Linked DNA regions of Homo sapiens: region 1 is linked to region 2. A link is a contact called in ENCODE Hi-C data. All regions are on one chromosome and are shown on one strand. The core of a region is the stretch at or near the end of the contact, and the rest is flanking DNA. Distances in the headings are between cores, read along the strand shown. Region 1 overlaps F2R (coagulation factor II thrombin receptor). Region 2 overlaps MRPS27 (mitochondrial ribosomal protein S27).

What was found. A loop is a pair of places that touch in the nucleus more often than their neighbours do. Pooled maps may share reads with other maps.
Region 1: a loop to region 2 is called in a map with no recorded cell type, with 10 times the contacts of the local background. The contact joins two enhancer-like sites. A Hi-C loop is called at or near these places in 2 of 37 single-sample maps with no recorded cell type and 2 of 50 pooled maps.

What each region holds. Positions count from the first base shown.
Region 1 is chr5:76,734,957-76,741,005 of GRCh38, forward strand. F2R (coagulation factor II thrombin receptor) reads left to right here. Exons shown (of 2, transcript NM_001992.5): 2 at 1-814. Among named protein-coding and RNA genes, the nearest start is that of F2R, 22 kb to the left of the region's middle. RefSeq lists enhancers at 3,964-4,293, 4,394-4,463. Within about 2 kb of position 4,593, at least 15 of the 41 ENCODE cell types and tissues checked have a DNase peak (open chromatin) inside an H3K27ac peak, as active enhancers do.
Region 2 is chr5:72,298,664-72,305,740 of GRCh38, forward strand. The region is part of intron 2 of MRPS27 (mitochondrial ribosomal protein S27); the gene reads right to left. Among named protein-coding and RNA genes, the nearest start is that of MRPS27, 18 kb to the right of the region's middle. RefSeq lists enhancers at 2,669-3,624, 3,184-3,413. Within about 2 kb of position 3,013, at least 4 of the 41 ENCODE cell types and tissues checked have a DNase peak (open chromatin) inside an H3K27ac peak, as active enhancers do.

The DNA.
Region 1 (6,049 bases), core at 3,343-5,842, 4.4 Mb after region 2:
AAATAGAATTGACATTGAAATCTAGGAAAATTATTCTATAATTTCCATTTACTTAAGACTTAATGAGACTTTAAAAGCATTTTTTAACCTCCTAAGTATCAAGTATAGAAAATCTTCATGGAATTCACAAAGTAATTTGGAAATTAGGTTGAAACATATCTCTTATCTTACGAAAAAATGGTAGCATTTTAAACAAAATAGAAAGTTGCAAGGCAAATGTTTATTTAAAAGAGCAGGCCAGGCGCGGTGGCTCACGCCTGTAATCCCAGCACTTTGGGAGGCTGAGGCGGGTGGATCACGAGGTCAGGAGATCGAGACCATCCTGGCTAACACGGTGAAACCCGTCTCTACTAAAAATGCAAAAAAAATTAGCCGGGCGTGGTGGCAGGCACCTGTAGTCCCAGCTACTCGGGAGGCTGAGGCAGGAGACTGGCGTGAACCCAGGAGGCGGACCTTGTAGTGAGCCGAGATCGCGCCACTGTGCTCCAGCCTGGGCAACAGAGCAAGACTCCATCTCAAAAAATAAAAATAAATAAAAAATAAAAAAATAAAAGAGCAAACTATTTCCAAATACCATAGAATAACTTACATAAAAGTAATATAACTGTATTGTAAGTAGAAGCTAGCACTGGTTTTATTAATTTAGTGACTATTCATTTTATCTAAATCAGTGAAGATTTACTGTCATTGTTTATTAGTCTGTATATATTAAAATATGATATCATTAATGTACTTACAAAATAGTATGTCACTGTTTTTATGTTCATTCTTAAAAACATAACCTGTATTAATAAATGTGAACATTTGCTTGGTATCTCTTTGGAACAAATTAGTATTATATCTTTCTGGTCCTGGCACACTTTAAGGGTTTAACTGAAGAGCATTTAATGAAGAGGTGATTTACAAAGGTGTAGACAGGGTTAAGGGAACCAACGGGGACTGGTGAAGCACCCCCCAGAGACTAGCAATCAGGGGAAGCCATTACTGCCAAGGCCCAGGTACAGGAGGGAACACACTGACGCCTCTCCCTCACCCTCTGATCTCTTGGGAGGCCTCCCCTTGATCCTAATCTTAACCCAATACCCAGAGTGAAGTAGTCCATAAAGATCAGCTTCCTTTGCCGTGGAGAAGGGATCTGGAAGAACAAATGCAAGGAAAAAATAAAACAAACAGCACCATTTCTGCCAAAGACATTGAGTGATTAGCTCTCTCTCTCTCTCTCAATCCCTTCTTAAGAAAATTTAAGCTTATTGAGAATATATTCAAATTTCTGAGTTATAGACATCATGGGTAGTGTCTGCAGTTCTTCCCTAGTGAGAGAGAAATTAAATGTCAGAGCAGAAAGGAAATCCGTAAAATGGCTGTGCTGTCTTCTCTGGCTGAATGACAGTCCTTTGCTGTCTAGCACTCCCTCAGGCAGAAGGGAGGAGGGGAAATTTAAAGCAAAATGACTAGTACTTCTCAAGGTTGAAAATAAAAAAATTTTTGATAAATTATTTCTAGAGTCATAGTCAATGAAAAAATTATTTCAACTAAACAAGGATTTTGTTAACATACAGAATTTTTATAAGTTAACACACAAGCTTTTTAAGTTTCTAAGGCCTGGACTTTTCACGTGTGTTTCAAGGAATAGATTGAGTTCAAAAAACCTTAAATTTTGCTAACACAAAAATTTTTTTTGTCCAGGCATGGTGGCTCACGCCTATAATGCCAACACTTTGGGAGACTGAGGCCAGAGGATCATTTCAGACCAGGAGGTTGAGACCAGCCTGAGCAACATAGTGAGACGCCATCTCAATTAAAAAATAAATAAATAATTAACCTGGCACGATGGCATGCCTGTGGTCCCAGCTACTCAGGAGGCTGAGGTGGGAGGATCGTCTGAGCCCAAGAGGTTGAGGCTGCAGCGAGCCATGATTGCACCACTGCAGTCCAGCCTGGGCAACAGAGTGAGACCATGTATCCAAAAAAAAAAAATGTTTTTTCCACCAAGCTAAAAATAGCATTTTTAAGGAAATGGAATGCTTGGCTATTGAATATACACTTGGAAAATTTTAGGTTATACTTCTGAATTTAAGAAATTTTAAAAACTGTTTGCCGTTGGCATGTCTTTGAGGAAGTTGAGCTACAGAAGCAAGTGGAAAAGGTTAAGCAGCATTGATGACCAAGCTATTTAAGTTTCTGGGGCCTGGACCATCCATTAGCAGCTTATCTTCAGCCAGGTGCTGTCGTGAAAATTAAGGGGAAAAACAGTTCACCAATGGTAATTTCCTGGCATAATTAGCCTGTTATGTGGCTATGCCTTTTGAAACTACTAGACCAAATGTGTGTGAAGAGTAATTGACCACAGGATAAACCTAATTGTGTTTTGTGAAGGAGGTGTGGTTAAGTGAGCTGCAATGTGAGAAGAGAGGAGAAATTCTCTAATGCAATTATTCTCAGAGTTCCTGAGACTCTCAGGAGATCTGCAAGGTCAAACTCTCTTCAAATACCAAGATATTATTTGCCTTTTTTGGTCTGTTTCTCTCATAAGTGGACAGATGAGTTTTCCAGAAGCTACACAACATGTGAAAGTGCAACAGATTGAATGCAGAAGCAGAGACGAAAATCTGACTGTCTCCTATTACACCAGTCATTAAAGAGATTGCAAAAATGTAAAACAATGCAACTCTCCTCCTTAAATTATTGTTTTGGGAAAAAATTTTGAAAAATATAGTATTTATTTTAACATGTAATGGGCTTATTGTCATTTTTAGCTGAAATAGATATTTTCAAAAGTTCTCCATTTTAATGTCTAATATGGAAAATATCAGTAGATAAAATCATTGGCAGCAGGGTGCAGTAGCTCACACCTGTAATACCAACACTTTGGGAGGCCAAGCCAGGCGGATCACGAGGCCAGGAGTTCGAGACCAGCCTGGGCAACATAGGTAAACCCCATCTCTACTAAAAATAAAAAACTTAGCTGGGTGTGGTGGTGCACATCTGTAATCCCAGCTACTTGGGAGGCTGAGGCACGAGAATCACTTGAGCCTGGGAGGCGAGGGTTACAGTGAGTCAAGATGGCATCACTGCACTCCAGCCTGGACGACAGAGCAGAGCAAGGCTGTCTCAAAAAATGAAAAAGAAAAAAAGTCAGTGATGTGCTGCTAAGCAGGATCTCCACAAAAAGAAAAAAAGCCTGATCTGGCAAACTAGCATTTGCCAATTTTGATGGTGTGAATACTCCCTTCTTTTCCAGTTTCAAGCTCCCAACTGTTTAACAGTTGGCTTGACAAATTTCCTGAATATTGAATTCTTGTGAGCAGGTACAAGTTGACTCCAGCACACCAATGGATGCAACCCACATAAACAAAGGCTCTTTGCTGGTCCTCAATAATTTTAAGTGTATTAAGGTGTTCTGAGCAAAAGAAGTTTGAAAACCACTGCCCTTATCCAAGATGTCCCAACTTTATTGACTTGAAGAAAACAGATAAACTGGTAATTATTATAAAAGCATAAAAGCAAACAGGGGTAAAGAGTTGGCTTAGAGCTGCAGGCACCACTCTGGGTTTCTGGCTGTTTCAGAGCTGAGGGGTTCCAAGTCTTGGAGCAAGAAACTGATTCAACATCCAGGCTCAGTGGCTCACGCCTATTATCCCAGCACTTTGGAAGGCTAAGGCGGATGAATGGTTTGAGCCCAGGAGTTCGAGACCAGCCTAGGCAAAATGGCAAAACCCCGTCTCTACGAAAAATACAAAAATTAGCCGAGCGTGATGGCTCATGCCTGTAGTTCCAGCTACTTGGGAGGCTAAGGTGGGAGGATGGCTTGAGCCTGGGAGGCGGAGGTTGCAATGAGCCAAGATGGTGCCACTACACTTCAGCCTGGGTGACAGAGTGAGACCCTGTCACAAAAAGAAAAGAAAAGATACTGATTCACGTCATCAGGTATGGTGTGGTCCACAGAACAGGAAGCTCTGTGTGAGGTCTGATTTTCAGCCACCTGCTGTGTAAAGGAAAGAGAGAGGTGCTTGCTGAGCAAAGTTTCAGACCAGAAGACCAAGAGACAATTCAGAACAGCAGCAGATTCTACCCATGGTGGCATTCCTGTAAAGTGAAACTCAAGCGCCAAGTTTGTTGTCATGGGGACTGTTGATTGCATGCTAGTCTTATGGAAACACACGGAAAACCAGAGGTCAAATTCAGTAGCATCTCAGAATTCAGATAACACAGCATGTACAGTTTCAACCCAGCAGGCTGTGTGTTTATCACTTCAGGAAATGACTCATAAGCAGTAAGGAGATGAGCTTTGAAAGCTGCATCTGGCCAGGGCACGGTGGCTCACCGCTGTAATCCCAGCACTTTAGTGAGGCCGAGGCGGGTGGATCACCTGAGGTCGGGAGTTTGAGACCAGCCTGGCCAACATGTGAAACCCTGTCTCTACTAAAAATACAAAAATTAGCCAGATGTGGTGGCACACACCTGTAATCCCAGCTACTCAGGAGGCTGAGGCAGGAGAATTGCTTGAACCCAGGAGGCAGAGGTTGCAGTGAGCCGAGATTGTGCCATCCAGCCTGGATGACAAGAGCGAAACTCCATCTCAAAAAAAAAAAAAAGAAAAGAAAGCTGCATCTATAGTAGCCTGCATGGTGGCAGGGCCAGTCTGGCTGTTTTGCCTATCTTAATGACTACATCTGCAGGTCATTTTGGTGTGCTGCTATGCGACCCATCCAAGGAAGTGAAAACACCACGAAGGGTGGGCTGTCCAATACTGAGATGCATTCGTGAGCAAAACCATAATCATTTGATATCTATTTTTGTTGTTTTGTTTCCTATCCTGGGATATCTAGTTGCTCTTGAAACTAGCTGACACATATTTTAAAAAAAACAAGACAAATAATATATTCCCATCCTCCAGAAGCTAACTGGCTTTGGGATTTAATCCTAATACTTAATGTTTAGTTAGGAAGCACAAAATTTGAAGACCTCAGATTTAGAATTTTATCAGCTCTGCCTTGTAACAAGTTTTAGAAACTAAATCAGTTGGCCAGGCCTGGTGGCTCATGCCTGTAATCCTAGCTTTTTGGGAAGCCAAGGCGGGCGGATCACCTGAGGTCAGCAGTTCGAGACCAGGCTGGCCAACATGGTGAAACCCTGTCTCTACTAAAAATACAAAAATTAGTCAGACATGGTGGCACGTGCCTGTAATCCAGCTACCCGGGTGGCTGAGGCAGGAGAATTGCTGGAACCCGGGAGGCAGACGCTGCACTGAGCCGAGATGGCACCACTGCACTCCAGCCTGGGCAACAGAACGAGACTCTGTCTCAAAAAAAAAAAAAAAAGAAAAGAAAGAAAGAAAAGAAAAGAAACTAAATCAGTTCTCAACTCTGGTTGCGCATAGAATCACTGGAGAGCTTCTAAACAATTCCAGTGCCAATCTCTGGGGGCGAGGCCTGGACATTGATATTGTTTTCAAGCTCCTCAGAAGATTCTGATGTGTAAACCAGGGTTGATACTAAGAAAAGAAAAATCCCTCAGCAGTCTGAGCTATGTGAGGTGTGCAAAATTTATTAGGCCCAGAGAGACGGGAGTAGAGGACTTCAGTCACACCCCCGGCACATACCCTCCCCCTACCCACCACCCCCCATGCCTGTGGGCAATTATTTAAAGTCATTTTGTTCCTGGTGGTGTGGTAGCTCATGCCTGTCATCCCAACACTTTGGGAGGCCGAGGCGAGAGGATCCCTTGAGGTCAGGAGTTTGAGACCAGACTGGTCAACATGGTGGAACCCCTACACTCCTAAAAATACAAAAATTAGCCAGGCATGGCAGCATGCTCATGAAATCCCAGCTACTCGGGGGGCTGAGGCAGGAGAATTGTTTGAACCCAGGAGGCCAGAAGGTAGAGGTTGCAGTGAGTCAAGATGGCGCCACTCCAGCCTGGGCAACGGAGAGAGACTCCATCTCAAAAAAAAAAAAGGCATTTTGTTCCTGACTAGCTACATTCCCTGTTATCTTCATGTTCCTGGAATCTGTGATACAAAGAACAATGTGTATCCAATCAACAGCTT
Region 2 (7,077 bases), core at 1,763-4,262:
CCACTGCAGTCCGCAGTCCGGCCTGGGAGACAGAGCGAGACTCCGTCTCAAAAAAAAAAACAAAAAAAAAAAAAACAGAGCTACCATTTGATTCAGCAATCCCATTATTAGGTACATACCGAAAATAAAATAAAACATTCTACCAAAAAGACATATGCACTCGATGTTCACCGCAGCACTACTCACCATAGCAAAGACATGGAATCAACCTAACAATGGTGAATTGGATACAGAAAATATGGTACATATACACCATGAAATACTACACAGCCATAAAAAAAAAAATGAAACCATGTCCTTTGCAGCAACATGGATGCAGCTGGAGGCCATTATCCTAAGTAAATTAACGCAGGAACAGAAAACCAAATACCACATGTTCTCATTTACAAGTGGGTGGTAAGCACTGGGTATACACGGACATAAATATGGGAACAGCAGACACTGGGGACTCCTAGAGGCAGGAGAGAGGGAAGGGGGCAAGGGCTGACAAACTACCTATGCTTAGTACCTGGATGATGGAATCACTTATACCCCAAACCTCAGTGCCATGCAATATACCCATGTAACAAACCTGCACATGTACTCCCTGAATCTAAAATGAAAGTGGAAATAAAGAAGTCCAATATAATTAGCTCATGAAAGAAAAAAATAAAAGAAAAAAAAAAAAGACCTGGGATGGGGAGGGGCGGGGAAAGGATCAATAAAATATTTCTGGAAGGAGACACAAGCAAGTGTATTTCCTGATAGGTTCCCCCCAAAAAAAGAAATTAGATGATGGGAGATCCAGGGAAGAAGACTCTTCATTGCTTACGCATTTATTCCTTTTGTATTTTGAAATATATTAGCTATATATCAGGTTATAGGTGTATATTAGCTATTCAAAACATTTAAAAATTGAAATTTATCAAGTGACTTTTATACCTACCCTGAACAAATCAGAGCAGCACTCTGGTTATCCTTAATGATTTTTGGCCTGAATGATTCCTATTTTGGTTCCTTCTAGCAGAACATCCATAGGAATATTTGGTATTTCTGAGATCACACTTTTATCTCAGAGTCTGAAAATATCTGAAATCCTAGGCAGCATACTCTCTAAAATGTTTACTTCACATCTTGTCATTGCTTTTCAAATTTACAATATCCTTTTTCCCCTTCTCCTCACTCTCAGCTCATGATTTTGTGTCTCATTTCACTGAGAAAACAGAAGCAATCCAAAGAGAACTTTATCCTTCTAGCATCATGTCTACCAGGTTACTAGCATCTGTGCCCATATTCTGTGTCCTCCATTCTGTTACAAAGGTTGAATGGTGTTAAACAAAAAAGCCCTCCCTTGCCCTCATATTTCCTACCATTATGGCTCCTTTTCTCTGCTCCTCTTAACAGCAAGACTGCTAAAAAGAGTCATCTTAGATACAGCTGTTACTACCTCCTGAGCTCCCAGTCTTCAACACATTCAACTGACACCAATAACCACTGCCACATTGTTAAAATCCAGTGGTTAATTTTCTGTTCTCATCTTACTTGACTTCTATCATTTGATACAGTTGACCATTCTATCCTTCACAAAATATTCTCTTTTTTCTCTCCTTCTTGTGTTCCTTTGCAGGATCTCCTCTTCTTGACTTCTAAACATTGGAGTGCCTCTAGGACTCTAGTAGACTGCAGACTTCCCTTCTCCATCTATGCTCGGTCCCTAGGTGATCTCATTCTCTGCCACGCCTTTAACCATTACCTACAGATGGTTGGCTCCACATGTACATACCTACCCTGTCTTCTCCCTTTAACTCCAGACTTGCATTTCCAATTACATAGGTGATATTTCCATCTGGGTGTCTAATAGGTATCTAAACATCACATGTTCTCTTATTTCCTCAACCTTCCACTTTCAATATGCTTTTCCTATCTCAGTAAATGACCACCACATTGGCTGGTTTACTGAGGCCAAAAATGTAGGCATCATCCTTGACCCCATTCTTTTCACACTCTATAACCAATTTGTCAATAAATCCTACAGGCTCTAGATTTGAAAAATAACTATATATTTCTCATCACCACTACTGCTAAGCCACCAGTATCTCTCATCTCCTGACCTTGTTTTAACTACTGTCCCCACCCTTATTATCTAATCTCCACCCAGCAGTCTGAGTGAGCATTTTAAAAGATAAATCAGCCAATCAGGATAAAAACCAATAAATGCTAATCTGTGTTGTTTTTCTGTCTCTTACACTAAAAATAAAATCCATATAATTACTAATATACACACTCTCAGTCCCTAGAACAGTTCCATAAAAGGCACCTAGTAAATACCTAAAGAAATGAATCAAAGGAAGAAAAGGAAGAAAGAAAAAAGCAATTGGGTTTCCAAGGTTTGTTTACTCCCTGGTGGAAGAAATTGGTATCAAGTAATAAGGACACACCAGAAATGATCAAGTAATAAGTATTTGTTGAAAACCTATTGTTGTGCATTTAACCATTTTTTCCTCTCTTTTTTCCCTGAGGGATTGATCTCAATGACTCAGTACCTACTGGGGGAAAACAACTTTAGAACTTTAGAACTTGATACGATATGAAAGCAATTAGCTTTTCTTATGACTATCTTAAAGGGATTGAAGCCAAGTGATTAAAGCAAAATAAAAACAAAAAAGTCCTTAAACCCCCTTCACACTAAGGCAACTTAATAGCATTAAATCTACTTGCTTACAGATGTTAAATGTCTCTCTCATAATAGCAAATCTTTTGATCATTTCATAATGAAGGCTTCTGTGTTTAGATGAGAGGCAATATGAGAAATTACCTCCCTCTACCTGAAATTTACAATTTAACTTAAAATAGCAAGATCAGGATCTATGGCCTAATTAAAATGAAAAACCCATCATTTCTTTGTGGGTTTCACATCATGCACAATGTATAACCAAACTCTGGAATAAGGTGGCTTCACTGATCACCTCTGTAGTGTGGTAACTCAAGATTGCATGTGAATCCTTCGCACCAAGGCATCTTTAGTCAAGTGAAATTGGCTGGAGCCTCAGAAAAGGTAACAGCTGCAAAGCCAGCATCTAATGAATAACATTTGCATTTTCCAAGTCAGAGAAAGGTTTGCTGCTAAATATATCATGTGGCCAATCACCTCACAGTATAGCACTGCCGTGATGAATGAGGCAGAAAACTGCACAGAGCAGGGACGGCCAGGAAAGCTGGGACAGCTGCGGCGTGCAGAGGGCCAGCGCCACAGGCTTCTGGACTGTGGGCTTCCACAGTCAAAATCCCACCTCATGTTTCAGTGAGGGGCCAGCAGATGCCCAGGTTTTGTTCAAAGAGATGTGCCAAAGAAGATACTTTTTTGCTTGCTATTCAGCTCCTCAGGAATACATACTGTGGCAGATGGTTGTGGACAACAGACTATATGGGAAAATGGATCTGAAATTTGAATTCTTCATTTAACAAAACTTGAAGCTAGACAGACAATGTGGAAGTATGTCCAGAAAATAAAATGTATACTAAAAATGCCCTTCCCATTTGAAGAAAGCAATACTATTAACGATCTCAGAATATACAAGATTGTATTGAGAACCCTGCACTATTCCCAGTAAGAGTGCAATGGCCCACAAGCCTGGGTGAGGATTCAGATTGCCTGAGGGGCTTTAAAACTTCAGATTCCTAGGATTCTTTTCACCCAGAGGGAGACTCTAATTCCCTGGGTTTGAGGTAGCACGAGAGACTTAAACAATAGCCCCAGAAGATTGTAGCCAATCAAGCACGTCAGTTATGTTTGGGAGCAACCATGGGAGGGAACACAAAAGAAGTCTTAGATGTTGCTCCTAAGCTCAAAGAAGATACTGAATAGGAATTCCATTGCTGGAATAAAATGAATTAAATATCTTTAAAAAATTCCTCCTACTATAAAAATAAAACAAAATATCAATTTTCCCCCAAATATATGACTGAGCTTTCAAGAAGGTAGATGTAACTGTCAGAGGCCAAAGGCAAGATGGAAACATGAACTTGGAGTGTTTAGAGGAGCAGTCCCTTTGAGGGGAGCAGTCCTTTTGAGAGCATGTGATGATCTACAGTGATGGAGAGCTTTAGTTTCAGTGACTTATGGGGACAGAGGATAAAACCAATACTTGTAAGATGAGAAGCTTGTTCAGAGATCCTCAGGTAAAGCCAGGACCACCTAAGGGAACTACACCTGAAGTGAAAAGGTAAAACTTATCACTACAATAATGCACCCTAAAAAGTAAACAACCGGGACACTTGTCCCCTGAAGATTATAAACTACAAGTCAGCCCTCATGCCTCTTTGGGGATTTAATCCACTCTTCTTTTGTGATCCAAAATATACCAAGCTGAGAATTTTGTTTGAAGAGTTGACTTCACTATATAAAATTCTAAAAATTGTGAACTATTCTATAGAAACAAAAAAGCATATCCATGGTTGCCTGGGAATTTGGGGTATAGGGCCAGAAGCGGAAGGAGAAAAGGGTTAAAGAATAGGAGAAAACTTTGGCAGGTGACACATATGCTCATTATCTTGATCATGGAGATGACTTTATGGACATATACACCTGTACATTGGTCAAAACTGATCAAATTGTACATTTAAATATACATAGTTTATTTTATGTGAAGAATACCTCATCAAAGCTGTAAAAAGTAAACAATGAATAAGTTAAAAAGCAGGTTAGACACAGGTGAAGTGAGAGTGAACTGAAAGGCAGATAATTACACAGAATGCTGCAAAGATAAAAATGAGAACTGTAAAAGAGCAAAGATATAGAAATATGAATAAGAATGTATGATGAGACAATGATGAGAATTTTTTAGAATTGATAAAAAATATAGGTTTCTAGATTCAGGATATGTATACAATCTCAAGTCAAAAAAGTAAAATTATTATTTCAAAAACGATGAATGAGAGGATCTCAAAAGTGGCCAGAAAGAAAAGAGAAATTACAAAGAAAGAAACAACTATACTAACAGGTGTTTTCTCAATAGGAATGATAAAATCCAGAAAATAGAATAAAATGTTCAAAATGTTGCAAGTATAAACTATCAACCTAAAATTGCATATCTAGCAAGATTATCTTTAAAAAATAAGGGCAAAATATGGGTATGCTGGCATGTGCTTGTAGACCCAGCTACTCAGGAGGCTGAGGTGGGAGGATCACTTAAGCCCAGGAGTTGGAGGCCAGTGTGGGCAACACAGCAAGACCTCATCTCAAAAAAAAAAAAAAAAAAAAAAAGATAAGGGCGAAATGAAGACATTTTTGGACAAACAAAAACAGAAAATGTATTAGCAACAAATACTAAAGGAAATTTTTAGAACTCAATAAAATTGGTTAAATTGGGGGGGAACTGACTGTTTAAAATAATGTTATATGTGTTTTAAAGGATAAAACTTTATTATTAGACAAGAGCATATGGTTAGATGTGTGTGTGTGGACCTAAGGTGTCCTAAAGGATAGTAGAGTGTGATGAGCATTACAATTTAAGCTAGATATGCATTTTAGAAGTTAAAGGGCAACAATCTCTAAAAAAGTAGAGGATATAATCTCCAGACCAGTGGAGGGGAAAAAAACGTAAAAAACAAAAACAATCCAAAAGTAAAAATCAATCCAAAAATAAAAAATAAAGAAAAAAAAGAAAGATGAAACCAATCACAAAATGTGACAGAAATAAATCCAATTATATTGGTAATCATGAAATGATAATGTAAATAGACGAAATTTTCTAGTTAAAAGATAATGATTGTCAGATTGGTTAAAAATATAAAAGCTAGCTATATAAATCATATAAACACAGAAGAGTTGAAAATTATTAAAAACACACTAGGAAGCCAAAATAAAGCTGGTACAGTTGTATTAATATCAGACACAATAGATTACAGGCAAAAAGCAGTTTTATAGATTATGTGGGTCACTACATAATGACCAAAAATTCATTTTGCCAAGATAATTTTAACCTGGTGCACACCAAAGTAACACAGCTTCACAGTACATAACCACAAAATCTGTAGTACAGATGTGTTGAAAAACAAGCCTCTTAAAAAAGAGTGTGGTCTCTGGGGCAAAGTTGTGATAATGAAGGTCACTGAAGAAAAATATGAATCCTTTATTGAATCCTTCTAGCTTCAGGTGAGAAATGGTTTCAGTTTTTCTTTTCTACATAACTGCACATTACTGTTAACCTTTCAGGCAACACTAAACTCTTTCTGGGCTTATGGTCATCTGCATACCTTACCTAATTTATATAATAAAGAAACAGGTACAGATTATTATTGTCCTTCCTAGAAGAACTGATCTTGAAAAATACAGGCTGAAACTGTTTTTGTTTCCCACATTTTAAAAGAAAAACGAGGACACATGACATATATCATGCATTGAATATACAGAAGGAAGTATGGAAAACTAGCCTAGCAACCAATTTGGACATAGATTTTTAGACTTCCTTCTATTTGTCTGTCACCAGAAGCTTTAACATAAATAAATCCAATAAAGGAAAAACATGAAATCAAGCTTTGTGTACATATATATTAATGAGACTAAAGAACGGTGATGTGCACAAGTCAGACCCATCTCTAGAACTTGGCAAATATGGAAACTGGAAAATGAATAGATGCCACAGAGATGCAAATACAGAACTGACAAAAGTTAAGAAAGCAGACTTCAGAAAATCTCCATCAGGCCTCAAGAGCAGGATCTGAAATATTCATGCAAAAAGCCAAAGGCCTCTACAGCTGAAATGACACAGCAAAACTAAATCTCAGCTAAAATGGAAGAAGTGTCTGTAAGAGACAGACCTGAATGCAAATGTGTCAAGGAAATACTCTTTGGATTCAAAAAGGAGGTTCTCCAAAAACAAACCAACAGAAAACAAACCAACAAACCAAGAGAAACCAACACAAACAAGCAAAACAGTAACCCAAACCAAAATGTGTCCTATACTTTGTGATGTGAAAAATCACAAATAAAATATTTAATCCAGTAGGGCTCATGAATCCTGAATTCAGCTCAAGTCACCTGAGTGCTCGCTCCTTGTCAGAAAGACTCAAGAAAACTTCCTCTCATGGAACTCAAGG